4 separate regions of the Homo sapiens genome follow, and all the other regions are linked to region 1. Evidence: chromatin contacts called from ENCODE Hi-C or POLR2A ChIA-PET data. All regions are on one chromosome and are shown on one strand. The core of a region is the stretch at or near the end of the contact, and the rest is flanking DNA. Distances in the headings are between cores, read along the strand shown.

What was found. Hi-C counts contacts between places; a loop is a spot of excess contacts on that map. ChIA-PET counts read pairs that join two places held with the same protein, here RNA polymerase II (POLR2A). Pooled maps may share reads with other maps.
Region 2: a map with no recorded cell type shows a loop between it and region 1 (3-fold over the local background). The contact joins the promoter of LINC01934 here to the promoter of SESTD1 in region 1. A Hi-C loop is called at or near these places in 2 of 37 single-sample maps with no recorded cell type and 2 of 50 pooled maps. POLR2A ChIA-PET finds 5 or more read pairs at or near these places in 1 of 52 experiments (GM12878).
Region 3: a pooled map shows a loop between it and region 1 (5-fold over the local background). The contact joins the promoter of RBM45 here to the promoter of SESTD1 in region 1. A Hi-C loop is called at or near these places in 1 of 168 maps with a recorded cell type or tissue (MCF 10A), 3 of 37 single-sample maps with no recorded cell type and 12 of 50 pooled maps.
Region 4: a loop to region 1 is called in a map of naive thymus-derived CD4-positive, alpha-beta T cell, with 4 times the contacts of the local background. The contact joins the promoter of OSBPL6 here to the promoter of SESTD1 in region 1. A Hi-C loop is called at or near these places in 1 of 168 maps with a recorded cell type or tissue (naive thymus-derived CD4-positive, alpha-beta T cell) and 7 of 50 pooled maps. POLR2A ChIA-PET finds 5 or more read pairs at or near these places in 1 of 52 experiments (HEK293).

The regions. Positions count from the first base shown.
Region 1 is chr2:179,260,847-179,267,779 of GRCh38, forward strand. It overlaps SESTD1 (SEC14 and spectrin domain containing 1), which reads right to left and starts at 3,986. Exons shown (of 18, transcript NM_178123.5): 1 at 3,653-3,986. RefSeq lists an enhancer at 2,718-2,787 and silencers at 3,116-3,279, 3,388-3,457, 3,468-4,087.
Region 2 is chr2:181,119,918-181,126,850 of GRCh38, forward strand. LINC01934 (long intergenic non-protein coding RNA 1934) reads left to right here and starts at 3,920. Exons shown (of 5, transcript NR_130784.1): 1 at 3,920-4,063. RefSeq lists an enhancer at 4,187-4,286.
Region 3 is chr2:178,108,839-178,115,771 of GRCh38, forward strand. RBM45 (RNA binding motif protein 45) reads left to right here and starts at 3,599. Exons shown (of 10, transcript NM_152945.4): 1 at 3,599-4,008. The coding sequence starts at 3,709. RefSeq lists an enhancer at 3,635-3,804.
Region 4 is chr2:178,192,723-178,199,655 of GRCh38, forward strand. It overlaps OSBPL6 (oxysterol binding protein like 6), which reads left to right and starts at 1,790. Exons shown (of 25, transcript NM_032523.4): 1 at 1,790-1,952. RefSeq lists silencers at 1,344-2,033, 2,480-2,774.

The sequences.
Region 1 (6,933 bases), core at 2,736-5,235:
GTATGTATGGTAAAATATGGAAATGTGTATTTATAGATAAATACACACATAAATGCAAAGATACAGGTTTGGAAATATAAACCTCAAACTGTCAACAGCAGTTTCTCCAAGATGGAAGTGGTCTTAGGAGTGAAGAAGGGGAAAAAGACAAAAAGTGAAGGGAGATTTTCAGCTTTTACTCTCTCTATATATATACACATACATACTATTCAAATTCTGAAACAGTGGGTTCTAGGATCGGCTATGCTATTAAGAAGCTGTTACTAGGTTGAATCACTCTGACTCTGTTTCCCCATTGGAAATGTGGAAAGCAGACCTACCTTATTATGACAGAAGAAAAGGAATTTATTTGAAAATGCGTAATAAAATCTGATGAATATGTGGCAGTGTTGCCACAACACCTTATGGTTTGTTATTGTTTGGTTTGATTTTTTTTATTTTTCCCTCACTTTGTCACTAATCAACCAGACATTCACAAACACAATTTAATTTCTGTATGCCTCATTGAGTGCAGGAAGTAGAGTCAGAAGACCTGAGTTTACACTCAGACCTTGCCTCTTATTAACTGTAAGGTTAAAAAAACAAGCAAATGATTAAACAACTTTGCACTTTAGTTTCCTGGCAGTAAAATAGGAATAAACCTACCTTACAGCATCATTTAAAACATTAAATGAGAAAATTATATACAAATGGCCAATAAAAACATGATAAGATGAAATACAAATGAAAATCACAATGCGATATCACTTCACAGCCACTAGGATGGCTATCATCAAAAAGACAAACATTAACAAGTGTTGGCAAGGATGTGGAGAAAATGGAACCCTCATTGCTACATTGCTATAACCCTACATTGCTAGAAGGAATGTAACCCTTCTAGCAATGTAGAAGGGTTACCCTAGAAAATGGAACCCTACATTGCTAGAAGGAATGTAAAACAGTGCAGCAGCTATGGAAAACAGTCAAGCAGTTCCTCAGAAAGTAAACAGAATTACCATATAACCCAGCAATTACACATCTAGGTATACATCCAAGAAAATTGAAAGCATATATACCATACAAAAACTTGTAAATGAGTATCCACAACATTATTTATTATGGCCAAAAAGTAGAAACAACCCAAATGCCCATCAGTTGAAGATTGGATAAACAAAATGTGGCATAGCCATATAACAAAATAATATTCTGCCATAAAAGGAATGAAATATTGATACATGGTATAATATGAATAAACCCTGAAAGCATTATGTTAAGTGAAAGACACTAAAGGCCACATATTATGATTCTATTCACATGCAATGTCCAAAATAGGCAAATCCATAGAGACATAAAGTAAATTAGTGGTTGTCAAATATGGGGAAGGGGGAATAGTAACAAAAGCTACCAGGTACAAGGTTCTTTTTAGGGTAATAACGTTCTTGGATTAGTGCCGACATTTGCATAATTTTGTGAATATATTAAAACTACTGAATTGCATACTTTAAAAAAGTGAATTCTATGGCATATGAATTATATCTCAAAGAAAACTATTATAAAAATTTAAGTCTCTGCTTTTTTTTCTTTTGAGACAAAGTCTGGCTGTCACCCAGGATGGAATGCAGTGGTCCAATCATGGCTCACTTCTCTGCTTGCTACTTTTTATTAGTAAATATTCTACTTTCCTCAAGAGGTTGCTCATGTTGCTTGTAACAGCTTTAAAAGATCTTTGAAGTTAGCTACTATACAGATGAATGGTATTTTTAGTAAAGTAAAACTACTATAACAGAGAAACTTTCTAAAAATCGGATTAGTTTGGTACAATTTCATTTTTTCAAAAGAAATGTCATTAATACCAAGTTCATTTTTAGAGAGTGGAAAAGCTTCAACAAGTCCTTATAAAAATACATTTTTTAAAAAGGTCAAAATGCAATACTTTGTTTTCTTAATTATTGGACATTTCATTTTCAGATATATCATTAGTAGATTACCTGTTTAAAATGTCATTAAATGCCTAGCAATGAATTAAAACCCAAGTAGATGCAACTTTGTGACCTCTACTTACAACTTTCTACATTCTGCATTCTGTTGTCAGATTCCTAGTCCATCACTAGCTCCTAATCTCTTACATCAATTATTCCATTCAATTCTTATTCACAGGGGCTAAAATGTTTGGTAAATGCAATCAATTCATTTTTCTAATGCTGGGGAAAAACTAGAGTGGGCCCAATTTTTAAGGTTAAATTTAGTCCAGAATGTTTGAATAAATATTCAACAAAACGATTTCCTGGAATTTGGAACATAAAAACAGCCTATAGAGTTGTGAAATGCTTTCTAGGTCCTTGGGGAATTTTTTCACGTATTTAGTCATGGGGCAAAGTATTACGTATAAAAGCTTCCTGGTCCTAGAACAAAGACGTATTTTACTGCTCAAAGCTAAAGGAATTAGTATTGTTAAACTAAAATAGCATACCAATGAAACCAGCTAGGTATTGGCATAACTTAACCAAGGTATGTAACCAAAGATAAATTGTACCTTATTATGCATTCTTCCTTGGGAGGAAAAATTCTCACATTAATAAGATTTAGCCAGCCAAAACAGAAAAAGTATATAGATATATGTGTGTCTGTGTATGTAGGTATGTATAAGGATTAGGATTTTGAGTGGCAATTTAAATTTGACGGTTTGCCAAGCTATGCTGGGATACATAGTGGGCATGCTTGACACAAGCAAAACGTGAAGTAAGAGACGACCTGTCAAACAGCTGCTATCTAGTTACTCCCTCGGCAGCACTCCCAACTTCTCCCGCGATGTCTGTGTGTAAGAGAAAGATGTCAAAGCACCAAGAAAACCACGGGGGCTGTCAGAGCAACAGCCAAGTCCAAACCGTGCATCCCAGGGTGAAATCCCACCCGTACCCTCAAGAGCTGGTCAGACTGCGGCTCTTTTCTAATATGAGTCTACCTAAAATAGAAAAATAAACACAACCACAGACCCTGGCCAACCCTCTCTCTCCTCCCCTTTGTGACTCTCCCAAACGCTGGAGGGATGTTAACCTCTGGCAGGCCCGTGGAAGCCAAGCCCCGCGACCTGAGGAGGCGTCCAGGAGCCTCGGCGCAGCCCTGGGGCCTCGAGCCCGTGTCCTCCACCCACCCGACAGGGCCGGTCACCGGTCACACAAAGGAGCCAGTCGCGGGCGCTGGACGCGGGACTCGCCCGAGAGCAGGGAGCCACATCTGGTTCCTGCACGCTGGCAAAAGAGACCCGCTGGAAAATAAGGACTAACGCCCAAACCTGTTGCACAATTCGGGTCCCTTTCACCCAGAAATGAACAAGGGCGCTCAGGAACGGAAAAGCGCGCGGCCCGGTCTCTGCGGGCCGCGGCCGCACCCGGCAGACGGCGCGGAGGCAAAGGCGGCCCGCAGGGCTCCCACCTCCGGCGCTTTGTCTGTGGCGGCAAGGCGGTGGGGGCGGTCGGGGCGTTGGGAGCAGAGGCGGTGGCGGGGCGGGGGCGCCCCTCCTTCACTGCGTAGCCCCTCCGCCCCGCGGCCCGCGCAGGGGAAGAAAGCCGGGCCCGCTACCGCCGCCGCCGCCGACTGCACCGGCCCAAGCCGGCCACCCGGCCGCGGGGCCTGCGCGCTTCTCCCGCCCGGGCCGAGCGGCGGCCACACTCACCTGGCTGGCGCTGACGCTAGCGGCCGGCGGCTCCGGGGCGTTGGGGAAGACAGGGGAACGCTAGCGAGGTGCGGGCGGAGGCGGAGGGCGCGGCGGGAGGAAGGCGGGCTGGGGGCGGAGCGGGCCCGGGCGGCGGCGGCAGCAGCGGCGACGGCTGCGGCTCCAGTCACTCGCGGCAAATCGCGTCCCGGCCCCTCCGTGCGTCAGGCGGGGAGCGGGGGTGCGGGTGGCCCGGCGACCTCTCGGCACCCGCGGCCCGAGCCGCGTCCGCGCGACCCCGCGCGCGCCCGGGTGACGGCGGTACAGCAACCCGCCCGGCGCGGGAAGGAGGAAGGAGGCGGGGCGGGGCGGGGCGTCCAACCGGGCCTGGGGCTGAGGGCTGGGCGCGAGTGGGACTCTGGCGCTCCGGACGGACCCTGCCGTCCCCACCCCTAGCCGAGGCCCAGGCTCCCCAGGCGGGAGGCAGTCTTGGAGAGTGGAAGGGTACCTAGATCTGGAGTCAGAAGTCTGGGCTTAAGAGAGGGTCCGTTACTTGACACCCTGGCAGGTCATTTATTTCCTCTGGCCTCATGCTGGAGTTCGAAGGTTCGAGTACAAAGTCTCCAAGAGCTGCTCCCAAGTACTCACTGCCAAGCGGTGGTGTGGCTGAAGGATGAAGGCAGATGAAAGGGAAAGGGTTGCGGTGAGGAAGGGCTGGATTCAGGGCATTTGTTTTGCTTTGAGGATCTTTCCACTGGACAGTCCAAAATTAATCCACAATGGGGCTCCCTGATAATGGCTACTTCCCCATTTTTACCAACCTAGTTATTTTTCTCCAAGTATACTGACTTAAGAGTCCTTGTTTTCATTTTATTGCGCAAATCATTTGTATGTCATTTCCTGAATTCAGTTCAAAAGAGTCATCAGCAAATTCACACCAGATCAGAGCAGCTGTGTGGTCCCAATTTCAAGACTTCCATATTATTCACTCAGCCACTCACTTCAGTATCACCTAATTCCGTTGATAAAATCTTCCTATTCCAACAACTAAGCAACCAAATTTCTCTCCACTAAAGTTTTCTGACTTAAAATCCCGTGGATTAATTCTTCCTCTTAATTCTGTGAATATCAGTCTGTCTCCATGACTTCCACCTCTTTGCCACTCTAGGTCAAGCCTTTAACTTCACTGCTGCTTCAGTTCCATATAACTGCCAGAGAGAATGCTCCAAAAAGACAGAGCTAAGCATGAAACGTCCCTCTTTAAAATCATTCAAAGTCTCTCCACCTGGTTGAATCAGGTTCAAACTCATTACCATGGTTTACAAAGCCATTTAAAATCTGATCTATTGACCTCCTTGGCTCCAGCTTCAACTCCTAATATATCTACGTATCACACAAATTCAACAGACTTTGTCTTTGTGCCCTTGTAGTTTTCCCCCACCTGAAATCCATCCCTCATTTAACCAGTTGAACTCCTATTGTCCTTCAAGATAATGAAGATAATGCATCCCTTCCTCCTTGGAATCTTCCCTGACATCATCTCCTTTCACCACATCTGTATCCTTACCCCACACATTTACAATGAATTAAATACTCTTTTTCTCTCTGCTTTCATAAAATCGTCTATCTACAGTATTCCCTATGATAATCTTTAATACTTGCTTTTTTCCTGTTGCTTTGCTTGGTGGCCTTTTCTTCCTAGACTGTGTGTTCCTTAAAAGGACAGGGATTTTGTCTAGTTCATTTTTTTTGCTCCCCAGAACATAGCACAGTGCTCAGCACAAAAAAGGTTCTCTTTAACTGTTTGCTGAAGCGTTGAAATAATTTTCCATCCCAACAAATAGATGTTGAGCATCTACTCAACGAAAAGAAAATACAGGGAAGTCCACAGTCCCAGCCTTTTTTAGCCTTCCGTGGTATTCTGTTTTTCCCTTCTCTACTATGTGGCATTCTCTGCTTATCATTTTAAACTCTCTCCAACTACCATTCACATTCTTTGCTTATCCTAGTAAAACAAGAGCATGCCAAGCAATCCATTATAATAATTCACAAAATATCCCTGCCCTTCCTCTTTACATACTTCTGGTTCCACATTGTATTACCTAGGTGTTAGATAAGAGGTAACTGCTATAATGGAAAAAACATTAAACTATAAATTCAGAGAATGAAATTTGGATGCTACGTTTTCCAATAACTACTGAATGAACTTAGCTCAATCACTTATAGTCATGAGGCTTTACTTCTGGAGTTTCTTTGGCTCTATGATTAGCATTTGTTTTTAATATTTTATTATAAAAGTAAATATATATATGCTAGATCCTTGCAATGTAGCTATCCAGCATATGTTTGAACTCCAAGTGATAGGAAACCATTCATGACCTCACAACAGTTTTCATTTTTAAACAGTCCTGCTAGTTTCTATGTTCAACTAAAATCTGTCTCTGTATACATTTGGTAAGTAGCTACAGTATTGGTAGAAACACCACTGGACTTAGACTCCAAAGAAGTTGGTCAAATCCTGGGCTTATAACTTCCTAATTGTGTGACCTTAGAAAAGCACAAAACTGCTCCAAGTATGAGTTTGCTCCATTCTAAAAGGAGAAAATGATAATAATAGCACCTTAAATCATTATTGTAAATATGAATGCAATGCGTATGAATGTGTCCAGTGAGTCTGAACCTAGTACTAACATTGTTTAATACAGAACAGCATGGTTCCCCCCCATATGCAGCCTTGTAAACATTTGAAGTCAGCAGTCACAATGTGTGCCTTCTCCACCCACTTTTTATTCACATCTCATTCGTCTCCATACGCATTTATCTAAACATTCTCCAGTGTCTCTTAAAATGTGGCACCTAGAACTGAATACAATATTCCAAGTATAAAGGAAGGAGTAGAGGAGTACAATTTTCTGCATCCTAATGAAGATATTTCAAAATTCAGTTTGATATCACATTATTTTTCTACCACCCCATACCGTTCATAAATATCATGTTATTGCCAACTAAAAACAAGCAAAAATTACCCCCAAATCTTTTTTAAGTCTTTAACATATATACAGCTATAAAACCATATCTTCTCCAACCTGTATTTTGCAATTTGTTTTTGGAAACTGTGCAGATCTTTGCATTTATTCCTCTTAAATATCACTTTGGAAGTTATGTACAGAAGCCCCTGCCAACTAGAAATCAATGTGAAGTGAGAGTAACATTTTAAAAACATTAAAGGGTGGAGAAAAAGAATCCAAAGCCACCTCAAGCAACAAGTTTCTAAATTCTTAATTTCTCCTCTACTACTTCTT
Region 2 (6,933 bases), core at 2,670-5,169, 1.9 Mb after region 1:
TTTCTTCCTGATGAAGTAAAAGAGATTTTGCAAAGTAATTGCAAATTAATGCTAATCAAGCTTTCTTCCTTCATATGATCAAGATGAGACTATAAATACACGCGAATATATAACCATTCTATTTAGAAAAATAAGATTTCACTAGATAAAATGTAAGTAGTGTATAAACAGATATGTCCCTAGATTATGAACAGATTTTGTTCCAAATATTTACTTGAATTCAGCATTCTGGAATTTTATATGCAAATTTCTATACATAAAAATGAAATGAGTAGATATATTCCTCAGTTTTACTAGTAAAATTTATTTTACCTATACTGTACTTCAACAATAGAACGAATTCTATTTTAGGTCCTATTCTCCATGTAGTATATTGTTAATAAGGGAAAACATTCTGAATTTTAAATGAATTTTCTGGAACACATTTGGTTTCAGACCTCTGGTCTTGACATAAAATGAATAAACTGAATACCCACAGATTAGAGCACATCCTCCTATATTTTCTCAGAAATAAGACAAAGGTTCATCAAGTAAGGGGCTGAAGGATGAAGTTATTTACTTAGATTTACTATGGGTTTCTAGGACAACTATTTGAAAAACTGTAAATCTAAGTGATTCAAATTCTGAGTATCAATGTAGATCATAGCACTTAGAACTTAGGAGCTGGATGGAACTTTAGATATGATTAAATTGAGCATATCATTCTAAACTGAACAAGCTGAATAACAACTCTTTCTCCTCCCTCTTCATTTAATTCATAAGCACAGGTTAGGGCCAAAGAATATCCACGCCTTTGCCTGGCCTGTTTTACTTGTTGGTAAGGTACAAGGTAGCCATATAGCAAGACAGTTATAGTTGAAGGCCCTGTGACAAGCAATGCTTATCTTTCATTACAACTTTCTTTCATTAAAGCATCCATTGTTACCAGAGTCTACTCATTGTGCAAATATTTCTTGAATTTCTCTCCTTTGTGCATGATCCCAGTTGATGGGTAAATATAGAAACCAATAAAATGTGGTTTTTATCCTCAAGAAGATTATGTTTTTGGTGAGAAGATACAAGTCTTCTTCAATTCAAGAGTTTAATCAAGAAGGTAAATACATGCTTGCAAAATAAATGAATCAGATGAGCTAACACAAGCTCAGAGGAGGGAAAGAATGCTATATGGTAGAATTGAGATTGACTGATGGCCCGTGGAAAGGCAGGATCACTGAGGCTGGGATCTAAACTATTTGATTAAGTGTGGATGAAAATGAAACAAAAGTACAGAACATGGGAAAAAAAGAACTCAATACCAATTGGTGATTTATTGGAAAGAGTCAATGAGAGGGAGAAGTACAGGTTTCATGTGTGAAACCTGTAGTAAGCCGCACTAATTTTCTAACCAGTTGAGTAGAGGCAGAAATAGCCTGATATAGTCAAAATGGCCTTGGACTTGGGGACGGAGGAGTTGTCAGGATACAGAGGTTCATCTCTTTAACATACCAGAAATACAATTTTGAATAAAATGATCAACTTCTCTTATCTAATGCTTCTTGAAATGTGAAACAAAAGGTTTGAATTTAGTATCTAAAGTCCCACCCAGCACATGATTTCTAAGTGCTTGGATTCAATTTTGATGAAAATAGAGTAGTGAAGCAGCTGCAGAACAAAAAGGAGAAACCTTTTCAGAGGACCAGAAGGAAGCTGGAGTGGTTGGTGATATACTGGGAAGTGATGCACTAGGTAGAGAAATCAGTGAGTCTTGAGGGGCATTTTGCATTTGGAAATGGTATTTGGGTCTGACCCAAGACTTTGTATTGGTACCTTAGATCCCCTTCTGCTAAGCATACCTGTTCTTTAGTTACCCTTTTCTCTCTTTCCCTGTCATAGCTCCTCTACCCCAACTGGATGCACCCAAATGGTAGAAGGTAGAATAAGGGGGAGATGCTCTGCTTCTCTTATTGTGGTTGTCCATGGATCTCTTGCTTTTCCCCTTTTATTTGAGCATTTTGAATTGCCACCAATATTGGCAACTGCAACTGTGCCTCTTTGGTTTGTATGTCCAAGGCCAATGATATAATAGCTATATCCTTCGAACCTGCCCAGACATACCTAGAGAAAACATTTTCAGGTATCTCTAGGTAGGTGTGAGCTAGGAGGAAGGTTAGTTAGGAGCAGAGACCAAAAAGAGATATAATGAATGCAACTCTATGAATCACAAGGGAAAAAGTCTCTAATTGCAGAAGGAGCAGTAACAGTTTTAAGCTGGAGAGCCTGGGTTGGTGCCCAAAGCATTTCTTTGTTTGCCAAAAGCTGCCTCAATGTGGTATTTCCATCAACACCTATTTGTTGAGAGCCTACTCTGTGCCAGACACTATTATACAGGCTGTAATTTTCTATTGGCTCTAAGCCATTCTGATACATAAAAATATAGTTTCCTCAAAAGAGATTAGTATTTTATAATCTAGTTCAGCTTCATGTGTTAGCACTTAGTCTGAATATTTGCCATTGTGAAAATATGCAATATCTATGTATTTTTCAGACATGAGCCAAAGTATTGAAGTGCTTCATACTTAATTGTTCTTCAAAGTGTTCAATCTTTAACCAAAATATTTCTCAAGAAGTATTTCATGGATATACTTGTTATTTATTTTTGTTCTCTGAAAGAAATGCCTCCTGATGTTAAAAATCATTTTGCTAATATCTCAGTCTTATTCCTTTTTAGAGTCCTCTACACTCTATCAATATAGAACTAGCTACAGTTACCAGAAAGTGCTATATTGTTTTGTGCCTCTGGATCTTTGAATATGCTAGACTCCCAGCTGGGAATGCACTTCCTTGCATGAAAAATGACCACACAATATTCTTTACCACAGTTCAAGAATCAACTCCTTTGATCAGCTCTTTTACGCTAATTAGAATGCCCGTTTCCCCACTTGAGGCCCAATGTATTCTATATAAATTCCTATTGTTGTAATTCTCACATAATATTCATAATTATTTGTCCAGTTTTCTTTTCCCATCTTGTGATTTCCCATAAAATCATAAGATTTTATGAACTTATTGAGGACAGAGATTATGTCTTATTTGTGGTTATATCCTCAGGGCACAAAAAAGAGAAACTCAATATATGTTCAGTAAATTCATTGAATGAATAAATGAATCAATGAACAAACAAGCAAATGCCATATGCATGCATATATTCAACTCCTAGGAACACATTTTACTGGTATTTTATATCTTATATTTATTTATAATATATAAATATTTTATATATTATATATAAATAAATACAAATATTTATTTATATATAATATATAATATAATATATTTATTTATATATAATATATAATTTATAATTATATAAATATATAATATATTTATATATAATATATAATTTTATTATATATTAATTATATATATAATAAATATATATAATATATAATTTTATTATATATTAATTATATATATAATAAATATATATAATATATAATAATATTATATACATTATATATAAATATAAATATTTATATAATATATAATATAATATATTTATTTATATATAAATATATAATATATAATTATATAAATATATAATATATTTATATATAACATATAATATAATATAATAAATATATAAATAAATATAAGATAATAAATATAAGATAAGACCCTTTTCTGAAGATACTTCTAAGAAGTATCAGCAATACATTCTATGGGATGCGTATAATGGTTCCTGGATAATATAAAGAAAGAAGGCTTTCCTTTCTCAAAAAGGCAGTCTGTTATAAAAGTCTTTGTAAGTTGAAAACATTTTTTTTGAAAAGCAGAACCCTGTAGTTAAAGAAAATTCAGCAGCCTAAATTCTTTACTACATGTGTGGGTATAGTGAAAACATTTAGCTATCTGATATTACACTATCGTTGACTTCTCAGTTTTAGTATTCAGAGAATGACCTGAACTTAGCTGTGTTAAGTTGCCTGCTCCACAGGAAACCACCTCTGTAACTGTTGCTTGCTGCTTTCTCTTTAGGCAACACCCAAAGCCACTGTCAGATGTCATGGAGATGAGACCTCACAAGGTAAGTGCAAAGAAAACAGGAACAAATACATTTTCAAACAGAACTTGGTGAAAACATTGGCCCAAGAATGATAGGAAGCACCGCCTTTTGGGGATCCCTATTTGGGCTGTGGAAGGGACATATAGCCCTGTTTTATATGGAATCATATATGGTGTGAGGGAAATGAGTCAGATCCTGGGTTCCCAAGTGGCCTATCTGAGACAGAAGCAGGTTATGTTGTCTAGACAAAAGGAAATGCTTTGTTTTTTGAGGGAATGTTATCAGAATTTTAAAAGCCAAATGATGGCTAGAGAATATAACTAAAATTTTATTGACACTTTGTTTTTTAGAAGGCTTTTTCCCTCTTTCTTTTTGTTTCATTCTAACAGTCTATCTTTTTGCCCAAGATGCAAATTGAAACTTAATTAAATCCATGATTCCAAAGAGATATAGGCCTTATTACACAGCAGGCATTCTCTGGCTTTTCTTCACATCTGGAGTTTTAAACTTTGGGGTATTAATATCATGTCTAAGATTTCTTGTAGTCTTGGTTTGCTAAATAGAGGATACATGGCTATTTTAAATGAGGGTTTCATAATCACCCAAAAATGCTACAAATTTCAACGTGAAATAGCTTTTTCCTACATTGTAAATATTAGATGATTAAGCATTCCTTATGCCTTTTGCATGAAAAGGCAACATAGACTTTATTAGATATCTGCGGTTCTCATTCTTTGAGTATTTGCCTCCCTATTGACCTTCAGGCCTTTTGTGCTTCTTTAAAGCCGTTTCCATCCCCCCTACTTCCTCCTTCACAGAATGTAAGATGTCAGTGGAAGAAGATGAAACCAGAGGTTTTAAGAAAAGATTGGACAATAATAACTAAAACAAGTTCCTTTAGCTTTTATTTTTACCCATTTTATGTATTTTTATTGATATAAATTGCTTTATTATGATTATAGTTGAAAGTCAACATTTTGGCATATTAAAAAGACCATTTCCTTCCAACCTAGAAAATTCTATCTCATGATGATACATGTTAGGCCTCTTAGCAACTTATTCTGTCCTATAGCTGTGTGTGGCCACTGCCAATTTGTAGTCCCCAGTTCTAGTCCTGTCAACTATTTCTCCAGAGGTAACTGGACCAGAGATTATACCAGAATTTTATTTTATTTTTCTCAGATGGAGATTTTTTTTCACTGTGAAACTGTCTGGTTTCCCACTGATGGGTCTAATATACAGAGCTTTCTGGGTTTGACAGATGTGATAAACTAACAAGAATATTTGCATTTGTGTAGCTTTTATATACAGATATTTCACTCTCCTAATACTTTTTCAAGTTATAGATAAATGTTTTTTAAAAGCAAACTGAAACGGCTGACAAACAGCTGCTGCATAGACTTTGGAACCTGGCTGCCTATGTTTGTAGACTGCTCATAGAAATGTGAGTTCTGATAGCCTTTTTGGAGATGAATCTAGCAATATATGTGGATATTTATTGTGGCATTTGCTGAAGTTCCTTCTATAGCCTACCAGGCACTGCATCACCTGGACCTTGGGCAAGATATATGTCTGGTCCCTTTTCCTGCCCTTCTGTCACTCTGCATTTACTGTAGTGGCATTCACAAGTGTTCCCAGTCTCGCTGAGTATCTCTCCCTCAGAACTCGGGTGCTTGCTGCTTGCTGTTCCTTCTGACTGGATTGCTCCTCTCTTAACAGGCCTCATGGCTTACTCCCTCAAGTCATTCAGGTTTCTGATCAAATACCTCCTCAGAGAGCTCTTCCCTGGCTACCCCATTTAAAGTAATAAGAAATTTCCTGTAACTTTGTATCCCCTTGTTTAGCTTCATAAAAATATAACATTATGTTACATATTAAATTAGTGCCTGTCCCCTCCACTAGAATGGATTCTTTAGGAAAGTGGGAACTTTGTTTTGTTCATTGCTCTATTCCTGGAGTTGAACAGGCGCATAGAGTGTATTAAGACTTGTTGCATGAATAATTTGTGGTAGCAAATGAACGAAAAGATAAAGCAAATAGAATATCCTTTGGTAAGAGAATGGTTAGATAAATTGTGGCATATCAATAATATGATGAAGTCATCAAGAAGAATAGAATTAGATCAATGTCATCCAGGGAGTTTCAAAGTTTATTATTAAGGAAGAAGTGGAGGTGCAGAAAAGTTTGTATAATAGGACCCTGAGCAGTGATCTACATATATATGTATCTATCCATCTATTTAATCTATCTATCATCACATAAGAATGATTCATATAGTAGGATATTCACCAGGTCATAAGCATTAGCTTTGTAGGGAAATTGTGCAGTGTGATTTTGTTGAACAGGGTATGGAAACGGAGACTAGAGGGCTCAAAGTTGGCTGAAATATGTAAAATGATTGCCAATTTGGGATACAGCTTCACTTGCTTTTGCTAAATACACTTCAGAGCAACTTCAGTCATATCTTTCTCCCCTTGCCACCCACACTGTGACTTAGTGTCAAACTCTGACCCATGGTTGCTGTCTTGGCCTCCCTTAATTACTCTCCTTCGGAATTCCGTGTTGGTGCTCAGTGCTTCCATGCTGAAGTACAAGTTCCAGGCAGTCAACTTGTCTTGTCTTTGACTACTACTTAGAACCTCTTTGCATTCCTTGAAAAAAGGCATTTGTCTCTTACTGATGTGTTTTGCTCGTGTTTCTCATGCAATGAGTCCTTGATGTTCTTACAGCTGTTGCTGATCACTTTTTGGGGGGTTTTGAGGAAAAACTATGAAATTGATTCTAGACAATTTAGGCTTTTGTGGTTCACTGGGGCCCATAAAACTACTGAGCTGGGGAAGTGTGATTGGGAGAATAATGATATTTATTCAACGATAATGTGCTTCACATAC
Region 3 (6,933 bases), core at 2,349-4,848, 1.2 Mb before region 1:
AGACTAAGTAATTGCCTACGTTATCAGTAGACAGTAGCCTTACAGATGGGTCAAATGGAAACTCTGGATCATATTCATATACAACAATCTGAAAGCTACTAATTGATCACCAATAAGTCTTAGTTTTAAAACCTATAAAAAATTTGCAAATAGGGCGAAATATTTTTAGTTAATTGATGTAACATATGAAGACTAATATCACCAACTAAGTAAGCCTCATTGTACTTCAGTTTGGAAAATAATGACAAAAATTTACTATTTGCTCCTGGCATTTCAAAAATTAGTCACAATATCACCTCTCATTTTTAAAAAGAAAAGATTTGAGGGAGAAAAAGTTTCAAAAAAATCTGAATTTCATGTGAAACAAACATGTGTGCACATTCTAATAACAGTGCTTTATAGGCTACATGTTCTAAAGCCTTGAAAAAAATTTAATCTGCAAATGCCCAGCACCTGGTTTCTTCTATTAAGCAGACTAACTAAAAATCATTCTTTTAAACCTCAGACATTTTTAGGTGTTTTAGTTACATGTAATTCATGTTCAAAGGTTTTATGATTTGAAATATAACAATTTGGTCATTGAGTGATGAAATGTTCTAAAATTGATTGCGATGATGCTTGCACAATGCTGTGAAGGCACTAAAAACGATTTAATTGAATACATCAAATGAGTGAATTGTATGATGTAAGAATTAGAACTCACTGGGTGTGGTGGGTCTCACCTGTAATCCCAGCTACTTAGGAGGCGTAGGCAAGAGAATCACTTAAGGCCAGTTCGAGATTGCCCTAGGCAACATAGTGAGACACCAATCCCTTAAAAAAAAAAAAAAAAAAGAAAAGAAAAAATAAGATAAGAAGAAGAATTATATCTCAATAAATCTGTTTAAAATAAATACATGTCATGAAGAAAATGTACTTACTTTTTTTAATTTATAAGTAAATTTCTAATTTTCCTTGAATATGTCATATTTCACATAATTGGATAGTAAAGAAATTTTGCTTTTCTGGCATTTTCCAATATTTGCGTTCCTGGTTTTGTTTTATGCAATCTTTTATCTTTTTTTGAGAAAAGAATTAACTGTTCTCAATAACAGCCTAAAATTTTCAGGACACCAATCAGTAGTCTTATTTCACAAAGAATAGAGATTGCCCAGTCAGGACAATTTAAGAAAATTACACATTTTCCACTAGATGGCACTGGTTTGCAAATAATATTGCTTTGCAGTTCCTCTCATCAACAAAACTCACACTATCAAATTATTTTCATTTACCTTGATTGTTGTGGGTAGGAAAAAGAGAAATGGAAAGTCAAGAAAAGATACTTCCTAGAGTTGTTCAGCCTCAGGGTAAACAGAACCCTCACTACAGATATGGAATGTAATACAAGGAGAAATTATAAAAATCTTAGTGCTAAATCCAGGGTGACAACCCACAATCCCTGACTCTCAGTAGTCATCACACAACTGTATAATATCAGTGGTGGGGGAGTGGATACCATAGTCAAAGGGAACAAGAAAATTAATCTCAATTATACCATTATACAAATATTATCTCATTTGATCTCTAAACTATGAACTCCATATATATTATCTTATATGAGCATAACTATATAAGGCTAAATGATTAACTCTGTGGGGGAAGAAGAGTAATTATTTTGTTCAATACTACATCCCTTCAGTATAACACAGTGCCTAACACATAGTAGATAGTCAAAAATACTTATTAAGTGAATGGGTGAATTAATTAAACTTGATAGTCATGCTCCTGCGTAGCTATTAGGCGGCTATCAAGCTTAACTAATCCAACCACAAAATAATATGTATTACCTATTTAGTAGGTAATATTATTCCTACTTTACAGTTAATGAAACCGAAGCTGCAAGTATTAAGTAACTTGTCCAGGCTCACACAATTCAGTAGCAAAACCATGTAACATAATCTGATATTACTTTGCATTATATATTTACATGTAAGATTTCCACAGTGGGGGAAAACAAGCCCTCGGGACATGTCTTTCCTGTTCCTCATTATATATCTAGCTCCTGGCATAGAGCCTGGCACACAGTTGGAGTACAATAAGTATTTATCTGGTTGACTTCATAGCAACCTAGGTCTTAGCATCCAGAACTTGTTCATTTGAAGAACTCCGCCCTCGGTCTACTTAGGGGTTTATTCCTTTCACTTCATTCCAATGCCACTGCTAAATCCAGGCCTTGTTTCTGGATTTCTACTGGGTTTCTGACCTCTCCTCTAAGGCTTGTTAACAAGAAGGCATTTCCCACTTTGCTTGCACTCTATGATTTCTCTTAGTTCCACAGCTGAGCAGTCCACCCTCACTGCCCTCCAACCCCAGGGTTGCTTGTAGAAGTTGAGTAAATCAACAGATGGAGTTAGTTCTGGGTTTTTTGTTGTTGTTGTTGTTGTTTGAGGTGGAGTCTCGCTCTATCCCCCAGGCTGGAGTGCAGTGGTGCAAACTCTGCTCACTGCAAGCTGTGCCTCCTGGGTTCACACCATTCTCCTGCCTCAGCCTCCTGAGTAGCTGGGACTACAGGTGCCCGCCACCACGCCAAACTAATTTTTTTGTATTTTTTTGGTAGAGACGGGGTTTCACCGTGTTAGCCAGGATGGTCTCGATCTCCTGACCTCGTGATCCGCCCGCCTCGGCCTCCCAAAGTGCTGGGATCACAGACGTGAGCCACTGCGCCTGGCCAAGTTAGTTCTGGTTTTAGTCGTACTTTTTATCTCTATTACTTTGGCTATGCTATAGGCCTCAGTTTCCTCATCTCTAACAAATGACGCTGAAATTGAATGATCTCAAAGCTTCCTTCCAACTCTAATGCTATATAGTTTGAACTCTGTCCTATATTGATCATCTATTGAGCTTATGACCAAGATGGTGACAACTCTCCACTTTGACCAAAACTTAGTTAGGCTCCTTTGAGTCCTCTGCTTGACTAGGCTTGATCTTGGGCTTTCTGTCCTTGTAGAATCCAATTTGAGCAAGAATCCTGCTGAATCAGTGTAGTGAAAATCCTCATTCTTGGTGTCTGACTACCATGGATATCAATCACCCTGGCCTGCCTTCAGCAACTATCCTGTCAAGTTGGTTTAGCCAGAATCCTCCTTAACACTGATGTTCCCTCTTTGTAATTTTCCATCCACTGACCTCCCACCAAGCTTCTTGGTTAGAAATTTGTCCTTATTAGAGTCAAAATTCAGTCCAATCTCTCTCTCCCACTGCAAGACCCCATTGCAGCTGTCCCTGGACCTATCTCCATGGCTCCCTTTGTCAAAGTCGGCCTTCCTGTACCATCTCTAACGAGTGTCATGAATAATTTTTTCTTTAACACTGGAAAGAATCCTTGGCCTTAGGGGTGGGGTAAAGCCAGCGTTGGGAAAGCCTGTGCATTAGGCAGCGCTGTTCTGCCTGCAGGGAACGATTGCACAACTGATAACTTGGGCCTAGGCTCAGCTGGATTTGAGGATTTGAGACTTAGACTGGGTCAGGGTCCCCCGCGTCGCCAGGGGGCGCTGCAGGCCGCTCCCCGGAAGGCCTCATCCTGCGCGGCTGGACAGCGCCTGGCGCCGGACTCCTCTTTCTCCCGGAAGCGGAGCACCGAGCCGGCAAAGGCTTGGGTGTGAGACAGCAGCGGTGGCAGACACCGCAGAAGCAAAGAGCAGTGAGGCTCCTGCATTCGGGTGGAGCACCATGGACGAAGCTGGCAGCTCTGCGAGCGGCGGGGGCTTCCGCCCGGGCGTGGACAGCCTGGACGAACCGCCCAACAGCCGCATCTTCCTTGTGATCAGCAAGTACACACCTGAGTCGGTGCTGAGGGAGCGCTTCTCGCCTTTTGGCGACATCCAGGACATCTGGGTGGTGCGGGACAAGCACACCAAGGAGTCCAAGGGCATTGCTTTCGTCAAGTTCGCCCGCAGCTCACAGGCCTGCAGGGCCATGGAGGAGATGCATGGCCAGTGCCTCGGCCCCAACGACACCAAGCCCATCAAGGTGCGGGTGCCCGGGTCGGGGTGCCCTCGGGGGAAGGAGTGGGCCTCTTGGACCTCCCTTCACCTGCTGCTCTGCCGGGGTGAGGGAGGAGTGGAACATCCGTTCCCGGCAGCTGACCAGACAGCACCTGGCTTGGGGACAGGGGCTGCTTTGAGGAGAGGCTCCCCTCCCACGAAGCTGCGCCGGGTTGCAGGGAAGGGGACGGGATGCGGAGTGTTTGCCCCACGAGAGCGGACCCGGCAGCCGCGGCCACCGGGTGACAGAACAGCAGTGGCTGGGCTTCCCCTCTCCCTCGCCCTCACTAATCCACCAGCTCTTGAGTTCACTGCCAAACTCGTCCTAGCCTACTTTGAGTACTTTTCTGACCTTCCTCTCTCAGATGCCCAGATTTCCATATATAAAAAACGGAAAAACTCTACTTTTCCTCAGGTACAGATGAGGCGTTAACAACTTGACAGAAGTACTTTAAACTGGGGAGGGACCTCTGGTGTTGGACGTTTTCCTAGTACCAGGCGAAAGAATACATGTACAGAAAGAATAAGTGCAGGTGTTTAAAACGGTCACTGTTACATATTCTTCACATTTTGTTATTTTGGAAAATTGTTTTGAATGAGCTCTGTTTCTGAAAGTGTTAATAGCATACATTTGGTTCTTGACCCTTTCTGTTACTGCAACTTTTCTTTGAAAGCAGACCAAAGTAAACTGCCTTAAGAAGAGCCAAATCATTGTGATAATGACACATGGCAGGAAGGATCATTTTGAGGGTTATTTGACATAATATGTGCTGTCAGCACAGTGCCTCACACAGGGTAAGCCCTCAATAATGTCCTTGTTATTGATCAGTAGTAGCCAAGATGTCACAGCTTACTCCCTGTGATCTCAAATCAGGACTCAATCCTGAGAATCTGGCAATTGCTTAAATTGTAGCCTTCGTCTGCCCCATGTAAATAGTTGCTGTGTATGTTATTCTGTTGGTACTTTGCACAAAAATATTTTCTCAATTTTTTAAAAAATTGTTTTCCAAACTGAGAATGGTATTAATATGGATTTATGTAAATAAAGGGCTCAGAGATATTTCAGTCTCTGGAGGTCTTGCTCCATCCACCAAAGAGAAGGAGCCTGGGACTCTACCAACAACACAGTAAACAGTCCCTTCCTCCCACTTCTCCAACCCTCTGAAGTGTGTCAGAGTGACAGCAACAAAATTAATTGTAGGGCCACAGCATACAGGATCAGGAATTGGCAAACTTTTTCTGTAAAGGGCTGACTAGTAAATATTTTAGGCTTTGCAGGCCACATACAGTCTCTGTCACATAACCTTGTCTGTTTTTACAGTCCTTAAAAACTGTAAAAACAATTATTACATCATGGGCTATACCAAAAATGGAGCTGTGGTTTGCTGACCCCTGTACTAGACTAATGAATTTTATCGCTGTCCAATTATGACCTTAGTGGAGAGGATTTTTATATTTTGAGTGTAACATGGCCACAGAGCCCTTGTGGGCAGCCCAAAAAACTGTCCCATATTTGAAATTGATGGACCACCTTCCCCTGATAAATTTCTATAAGAGAAATTAAAGGCCCAACACCGAAATGTACCCTCTCTTTTAGCCTCAGAGAAATTAAAGATCTTGTTCCCAAAAAGAAATAAACTTTACTATTTTCTTTGTCACATTTTTGACTATTCAGTTTTAGCCAGAAGGTTGTTTCACTGTAGTACCTAGCTAGACAGTCTAGTTTCTGTTTCTTTTTCTTTTTTTGAGACAGAATCTCACTCTGTCACCCAGGCTAGAGTGCAGTGGCTTCTTGATCACAGCTCACTGTAGCCTCCACCTCCCAGACTCAAGCAATCCTCTTGCCTCATCCTCCCTCTCGAGTAGCTGGGACTACAGATGTGCACCACCATGCCCAGCTTATTTTTTTTATTTTTCTTAGAGACAGGGTCTCACTATGTTGCCTAAGCAGGTCTCAAGCTCCTGGACTCAAGTGAGCCTCCCGTTTCATCCTCCCATTACAGTTGTGAGCCACCACACCCTAACAGACTAGTTTCATTCAGCAGCTGCAGCTTGAGCCATCTTCAACTGGAACACTCTTGGGTTGTTTTCAGCATTTCCAGTTAAATTAATTCAGCTTCAATATTTCTATTGTACTTTGCTTTTACAAAGTTTCAGAGGATCTGTAAGACAACAATATTATCTTACCAGCCCTCAGCCAGAAAAGATTGTCCAAGTAAAAGTTATTCTGTGACCAACTATGTTATCTGGCGGAAAGGGGGAAACCTAGAAAACAGAAGAAAAAAATCTTGGCTGTAGTTTTGCAAGAATGCTTCTTATCTAGAGCCTATGAACACTCAGTCTATGAAGGTAAAAATTTATGGGAGAAATCTACCATGAGGAGGTTAATTATTTTACGTATGTTCTACATAGACTGTCTCCTTTATCAGAGATTTGAAACACCTCAGTCCTCTAAAATATAGAAATCTGTGCTCTGATGGCACTTCCAATTTCATCTTACCTGAGGTTCTTTTTTTTTTCTCTAGTGTCTTTGCATATACTTAAAGCTTCCCTATTTGTATTTCCCTATTTACCATTTATTACTGATATCAGCCACAAGACTCTAGTGGGCCATTTCCATGTTACTCAATAGTTGTACTCATATGGTGCTTGACATATAGTATAGATTTATTGAAGGAATAACTAGAAGTAGACTATAAAGGGATATGTCTCTAACACTGTGGTTTTCTTGGTTGCTGCTTCCTACTGTGGAATTTCATAAGTTCCAGTTTTCTCATGCTTTAATGATACAGAGCCCCCTTTACCAGCAGTGGATCAGAGACCAAGATATAGAGACCCCTTTAAAGGAAAAAGAAACAAACAATGCAAGTGCCCTTGTTTATGGTGTTTTAATTAATTGTATTACGTTTCT
Region 4 (6,933 bases), core at 540-3,039, 1.1 Mb before region 1:
TTCTTTTTTTTTTTTTTTGAGAGTCTCACTTTGTAGCCCAGGCTGGAGTGCAGTGGCACGATCTCAGCTCACTGCATCCTTTGCCTCCCAGGAAGTTGAGATTTCAGGAAGTTCAAGCGATTCTTGTGCCTCAGCCTCCCGGGAAGTTGAGATTTCAGGTGCCTGCCACCACACCCTGCTAGTTTTTGTATTTTTAGTAGAGACGGGGTTTCACCATGTTGGTCAGGCTGGTCTCCAACTCCTGACCTCAAGTGATCCGCCCGCCTTGGCCTCCCAAAGTGCGGGAATTAAAGGCGTGAGCCACCGCGCCGGGCCTAGAGAACTTCTTTAGGTAAAGATTCTGTGTGCTGTGTGTACTCTCATTTCCGTTCACACTTTTGTATTTCTTTTTAAATACATGGGTTTTAGCTTTTTTTCTTTTAAGGGAGAAAGCCATTTCAGTAGAGTTTCTGTTAATGGAACTCAGAAGGAGTAAGTAGAAAGGGTGGCTGTGATGAAGCAGAGGTCAGCATCCCAGCTGCTCCCTTGAGGAGCCTGTCTTCACAGCAAAGGAATGAAGGACAAACTGCCATTGTCGCAGGGTCCCGCATCTATTATTTTGTGACCAGAGGACATGAGAACATTGCTAGTCTAGATGGAAAAAGCTAATCCAACAGGTGAGATTGGAGATTCAAGAGAAACTGCATGTGGGAAGGAGTGCATAAAGTCGACTATGTTTCATAGCAAATCATTTTGTCAGCACAGGGCACAATGAAATGCCATCACAGTTGCCTCATTAGTAAGCAATATCTTCCATTTTTGAAGGCACCCCAGCATGTTCTGTAATAGCTCCCATTAAGTCCAGTCGATGTCCTCTGGACTCCCCCTCCGCCTCCCACCCCCAGATGATGATGACACAAATGTCTTGAAATATTGACATGTCCGCAGTCACTCGTTTACAGAATGTCTGTACAAATATTTACATTACCCCGTCCCTCCCAGCAAATTTGCCTTTAGATTAATCTGCACACCGAACGCAGGCCGGGAGTGGCTTGGAGTGTGGAAGGGTTTAAGGGTGTGGAAGGGTTGTAGTGAGGCGGGACTGACTGACTTTGATCGGCTTTGCCAGGGGCTTGAAGGAACCGGCTCTTCCTTTCGCAGAACCCAGGTGTTTCTCTGGGCCCGGGAAGTTTTTGCTCCCGAGCGAGTCAGGGACGGGAGCAGGCACGCACAGTCGCGTAAGTGTATGAAATGACGACCTCAGAAGGGCGCCCAGGGACATGGGTTTGGCAGCCCCGAGCGGAGGCCGCCAGGCAGCCGTTCCTTTCGGAATTCGGTCTCCCGCAGTGCTCCCGGCTGCGGCGCTCCTGGGCCGAGCGCTGGAGCCGTTCTGGGCAACCCTCCCGAGCGCGGCCGGCTCACCTCCGCCGGACTGCGCGGGGCGAGGGCTCCGCTACTGCGCGCAGGCCCGCGGATGGCAACTCGGGGTTTCCACTGCGGGTGATCTCGGGACACCACGGGTTCCCACGGAGGCCGGGCCAGGGGAGAGCCCTGGCTGTGGGACCCCGCGTGACCAGGGCGCAGGGCGCCGGGTCCTTAGCCCATCTGGCGGCGCAGGGAGGGGCGCCCGGTAGGGCGGGTGCGCAGCATGAGCCCCAGCCGCTTGCCGCTCCACTCCAGCCGGGCGGACGGGCGGGAGCCGGGGGCGGGGAACCCGGAGCGCCGCCCCGCCAGCGCGCCCCGCCCGTGGGAGAGGAGGGGCTGCAGCGCAGCGGACCACTGGAGGCGCAGCACGGTCGCCGCCGCCGCTGTCGGTGCTGGAGATCGCGGCTCGGTGCAGGCGGCGCCCATGCCTCCTCTCCTCCACTAGCCCGCGCGCCAGTCCGCCTGCCGGGGCCGGCTCTCCGCCTCCTGCCTCCCGTCGCAGCCGCGCAGCCGCCGCAGAGTCCGCGGCGCCACCGCTCGCCCTCCAGGTAGGTGTCCTAGCTGCAAAGGGATTGCTTGGGGCGGGCGCCAAGGTGCCCGCATCGCGGCCCGGGGGCATTGTGCGCCTCCGGCGGGCCGAGGACCCCGAGGGACGCGTGGGTGGGCAGCCGCAGCTTCGGGTCCCCAGGACATCGCCGTCCCCCTGGAGGCGCCCCCGGCCGATAGCCCGGGCTACAGGGAAGTGGGGGCGGCGGTGTCAGCCCATTCTCGCGGCCGGGATGGGAGGGGGCGTCTGTATCGCGGTCCCGGTTTGCCGCCCTCCCTCCCCCTCGTTGCCAGGGAATTCCGGCCGCCTGCCACTAGCGCTCGCATTCCCTCGCGCGGGCCGGCGCCCCTGCTCCCCGCAGGCTGCCTGGGGATTGAAGCAGGGGCAGGGAGAAGGACTGATGTAATTGTCAGCGGAAAACCGAACCGGCGCGGGTGAGAGCGCCCGCGCCCGCGAGAGCTAACGCCTACGCCGCACCTTTCAGGGAATCGGGGAAGCCGAGAGGAGCGGCTGGGGAAGTTGTGCATTGGGTTTTATTGTGCGCGTGCACTGCGGACTGCCCTCGCGGGGCACCCCTGCCCACCCGCTGCTGGCGCCCCTGCAGCCCTCCCGGCAGCCTCCGTCCACTCCCCCGGCCAGGGCCAAGTCTGCCTTCCCTGGTTCAGACCGGGACAGCGTTTGCATTGCAGTCAAGACGTGCTTCCCCTGCATCAAGCCGGGAGCTGCCCGCAGATCGTGTCGCCGGGGATGCTGGGGGAGGAGGGAATGGGAGACCTGAGGAGAAAGCCTGGAGAAGTAATGACACAAGCGGATTTTCTCCCCAAAGCTTCTGCTGCGTATAGACACATCTGCAAGGCACCTTTTAAGCTGTTTTTGAAAGTTATAACCAGATACTGATTTTGTGACAATTCTATGATATACCTGAACGGTTGCTTAAACATAGAGACCTAAAGCTAGGGGAAGCATTACATAATGGACATGAAGCAAATGACACGAAACTAAGTGAACCCACTGGGTTGCCAGATTATTTCTCTCTTCTGGACACAAAATCCTGTAAGGTTTTTTCTATAGGAACTTTCATTTTTAAATTGCTGGGCTAAGTTTAGCCAATTGTCTATTATATTCAGTTGTGATTTTTTTTTTCTAAATAATTTTCTTGGACATCTTTTCTTAAATTTAAAAATTGCATACTAATGGTTACATATCACTAAGCTGATTAGGAAATGTAGTCTTCACAAGGTAAAAATAAGAAATTTCCCATCTTAATACATTAACTTTGTTTTCCTCTTGTTTTGTTTTTGTTTCTTTTCCTTCTTTCATCCTTCCCCCCGCCCCCAACCCCCGCTTTATTTTTTGGAAACATTTCTACAGTTTTGGGTACTGCAAGCTCACAACGTTGATATTTCTATCACATGCTACAGCATTGCGGAGACAAAGACTAATAATAAATGAAACAGAAGACCTCGCAGTAACTCTGAGAGTTAGCAGGGTTCCCAAGGTCGAAGGGAAGCTGCAGTGTAATTCAGCAATAATCACCTACAGAGAATATGCATAGCCCTCATTGGGAAAGGCCCTGATTGGTGGATTTTATTATTATTATTCTTTTGCAGTAGGAGTTCATATATTTTTTCCCTAAAAAATAATTTTTCTTAAGGTAAAAATGAAATATTTTGAAATTAAAATTTCAGGCTTTTAGAAAGCCTAAAAATTCTGGTTTTGCTCATATTTTTGGATGCAATGTTGATAACGCCATTATACATTCAGTGGATGGATTACCTTTGGCGGTACCTCAGTTTCAGATTACTATGACTTGTCAGGTGACTCTTGGCTTTAGTATGAGGTAGTTCTGCTGGACTTTTATAGGATCACATATGTAAGTTTTCTTATCCCTAGATTGCTATAACCTTAAGTTAACTTTATTTCAAGGAGAAAAATAAAGTCCTTCCAAGATGAAATCTTTGTGGTTGGAGGTCTTAGTACCACCACAGATACCGGATTAGGTAAACTGCATAAGGAGATAAAAATTCTTATGACTTTACTCATGAAACTGTTGGACTAGAGAGAAGATAATATAGTTTTGAAAGGTAAGGCATACATTCTCAAAAGAAGGATTTTGTTGTTTTGCTGCAAAGGTTAGGTCATAATTATGATACTTTTTAAAAAGTGGTTTTAAATCTTGGGGGAAAAAGGGTCTCATAGTATCCATTGACTTCTGGAACTTTTTTTTCCTCACTCAATATTATATCTCTGGATTCATTCATACTGTATGTAGTTGTAGTTCACTGACTTTCACTGCAGTAAAATATTCCATTATGTGTCTTATAACGCAGTATGTTTCTCTTTTCTCCTCTCTGACCATTTTTTTTTTTTTTGAGATATTGCAGTGTTGCTCTGATTATTGTTGTTTCCTGGGCACACGTGCCAGTGTTTCTCTTGGGTTAATACCAAGGAATAAAATTGCTGGTTTGTAGGTTATGTGAATATTCAACTTATTAAGTATTGCCAAATTATATTCCCAAATGGTTGTACTAATTTACATAAACCAGGGAAACAACCAAATACAAACACTAAATAAAAACATGCACTTCTGTTTTGCATATATGTCTGTTGAAATACATATCTTTTTAGAAAGCAAGAGAATGATGAACGTAAAACTTAGAATGGCAGTTATCTTTTATATGGACTGGAGGGTAGCATGTGGGGAGGAACACACACATGGATGTTTGTTATTGATAATGACCTAGTCCTTGGGTTTCATGGTGAGTTTCTAGGTGATCATTGTACAGTAATTCCCCCGTTATCCAAAGGGAGTATGTTCCAAGTTCCCTAGTAGATGCCTGAAACCTCCGATGGTGCCAAACCCTATGTATATGCTTCTTTTCCATGCATAGATACCTATGATAAAATTTAATTTATAAATTAGGTACAGTAAGAGATTAACAATCATAATAAACAGAACAATTATTAACACTATACTGTAATAAAAAGTTATGTAAATGTGGTTTCTCTCTCTTTCAAATTATCTTATTACACTGTATTTACCTATTCTCAGAACCAGATTGACCATGGGTAATTGAAACTTTGGATGGGGGTAGATATTGTATTAAAAAAAAAGAAAGAGGATAATGCATGGACCAGTGATGATATTTTAAGGTTCTAAGGAAAAAGAAAATAAGGACAATAGAGTTATCACAAGACAATAAGCCTACAAGATATTAGTTGAAAGATGAAGATGCAGTCCCTATGCATAGGCATGAGTTGCCCAGAGTTCATGGAAGAAATTTGCAAAAAGGTTGAGCAGGAAGTGGTCATGCTGAGAAGAGGAAGGCTGTTGTGGACTTAGAAAATGATATGAACAGAAGTTGAGGGAGCCATGAGAAATTTTCCAACAGTGAACCACTCAAAGCATTTATACACTAAGTTTAGGGAACAGATAGGTGGGGACTACCAGGAGAGATCCAAGGCTCCTCGTTAGGAGGCACTGCTGATTGAGATGAGAGTTCTCAAGTTTGGAGAAAATGAAAAGGATTAGTTTAAAAACTAAAACTACTGTCCTAAAAAAGAAGAGGAGAGTCAAAGGTATTTGACTATAATGAAAAGAAATATGAAGAATCTTGGCGTGTAGTATCAATTTTTTTTTTTCTTTCCAGACAGAATCTCGCTCTGTCGCCCAGGCTGGAATGCAGTGGCGCAATCTTGGCTCACTGCAACCTCCTGGGTTCAAGCGATTCTTCTGCCTCAGCCTCCCTAGTAGCTGGGACTACAGGTGCATGCCACCACACCCAGCTAATTTTTGTATTTTTAGTAGAGAGGGGGTTTCACCATATTGGTCAGGCTGGTCTTGAACTCCTGACCTCATGAGGTCTGACCCAGGAGGCAGATGTTGCAGTGAGCCGAGATTGCACCACTGCACTACAGTTTAGGTGACAGCGAGACTCCATCTCATAAATAAATAAATAAATAAATAAATAAATAAATAAATAAGAGAACTGCGGCACAAAGAGGTTAAGTAATCTGCCCAAGGTGTTTTCCTTATCTGTAATGTGGACGTACTATCTGTAATATGGACATACTATTAGGGCTTAACTCTCCAGTTGTGTCAAATATTCTGTGAACTTCTGGCCCAGAGTAAAAACTCACCACATATTGCCAGCAATGTTAGGGAGTTGTTGTTATAGAAATAGTACCCCCAAAGGTACAATAGCTAAAATGACCAAGGATAATTTAATTGGATCTCAGTTTTTCAAGTATTAAGCATTCAAATAGAACATTTCTTTCAAATTCATCTTTGTCTAACTCAGTTGGCCTTGGGTATATTGTTGGTGTTTAGTGACTATTAGATATGACAGTTTGTGCATTTGTTATATTCTGAGAGGAAATTAAATGCATCATATATCCATTGGATGTTGTGGATTCTTCACTCAGGCTTTGCCATGTTCAGTGCATAAATACTATCTGGCAGATAGTAAAATATGACCAAAATTATTAATCCCTATGTGTGATTAAAAGAAACATAAACATAAAACTCAATTTTCTTAAATCAAATGAGAGCTTTCATGTGTCAGTATCCAAAGGCAGCGTTTTAAATTTTGATTATACTGTGAAATTCTGCTTTAAACAAATAAAAATTCACATTATTTTCCGTCCTCTTCTCTTCCCCCTTAAACCCCTACCATTACTCTTTCTACACACTTAATATTTCTGTTAATTTGCTTCTGAGGGAATGCTTGGGTATTTACTGCTAAGTGTTTTTCTGGGTCTTTCTAGAAGGCCGACTGATTTTATTGCTTAGGTTTGGGGCCAAATCCTATGGTTGCCTGGCTCTCTGAGATATTGAGTCTTCAACCTTTAGCTGCCTGTGAGTGACTGCTCAAATGTCATGGGGAGCCTCTGCAAGATAACCATTAAGGGTTTTTTTTTTTTTTTTCATTTGTTAAATCCCCAAAACTAATGCTATTAAGGGGCTTTTCATAGAACTAGAA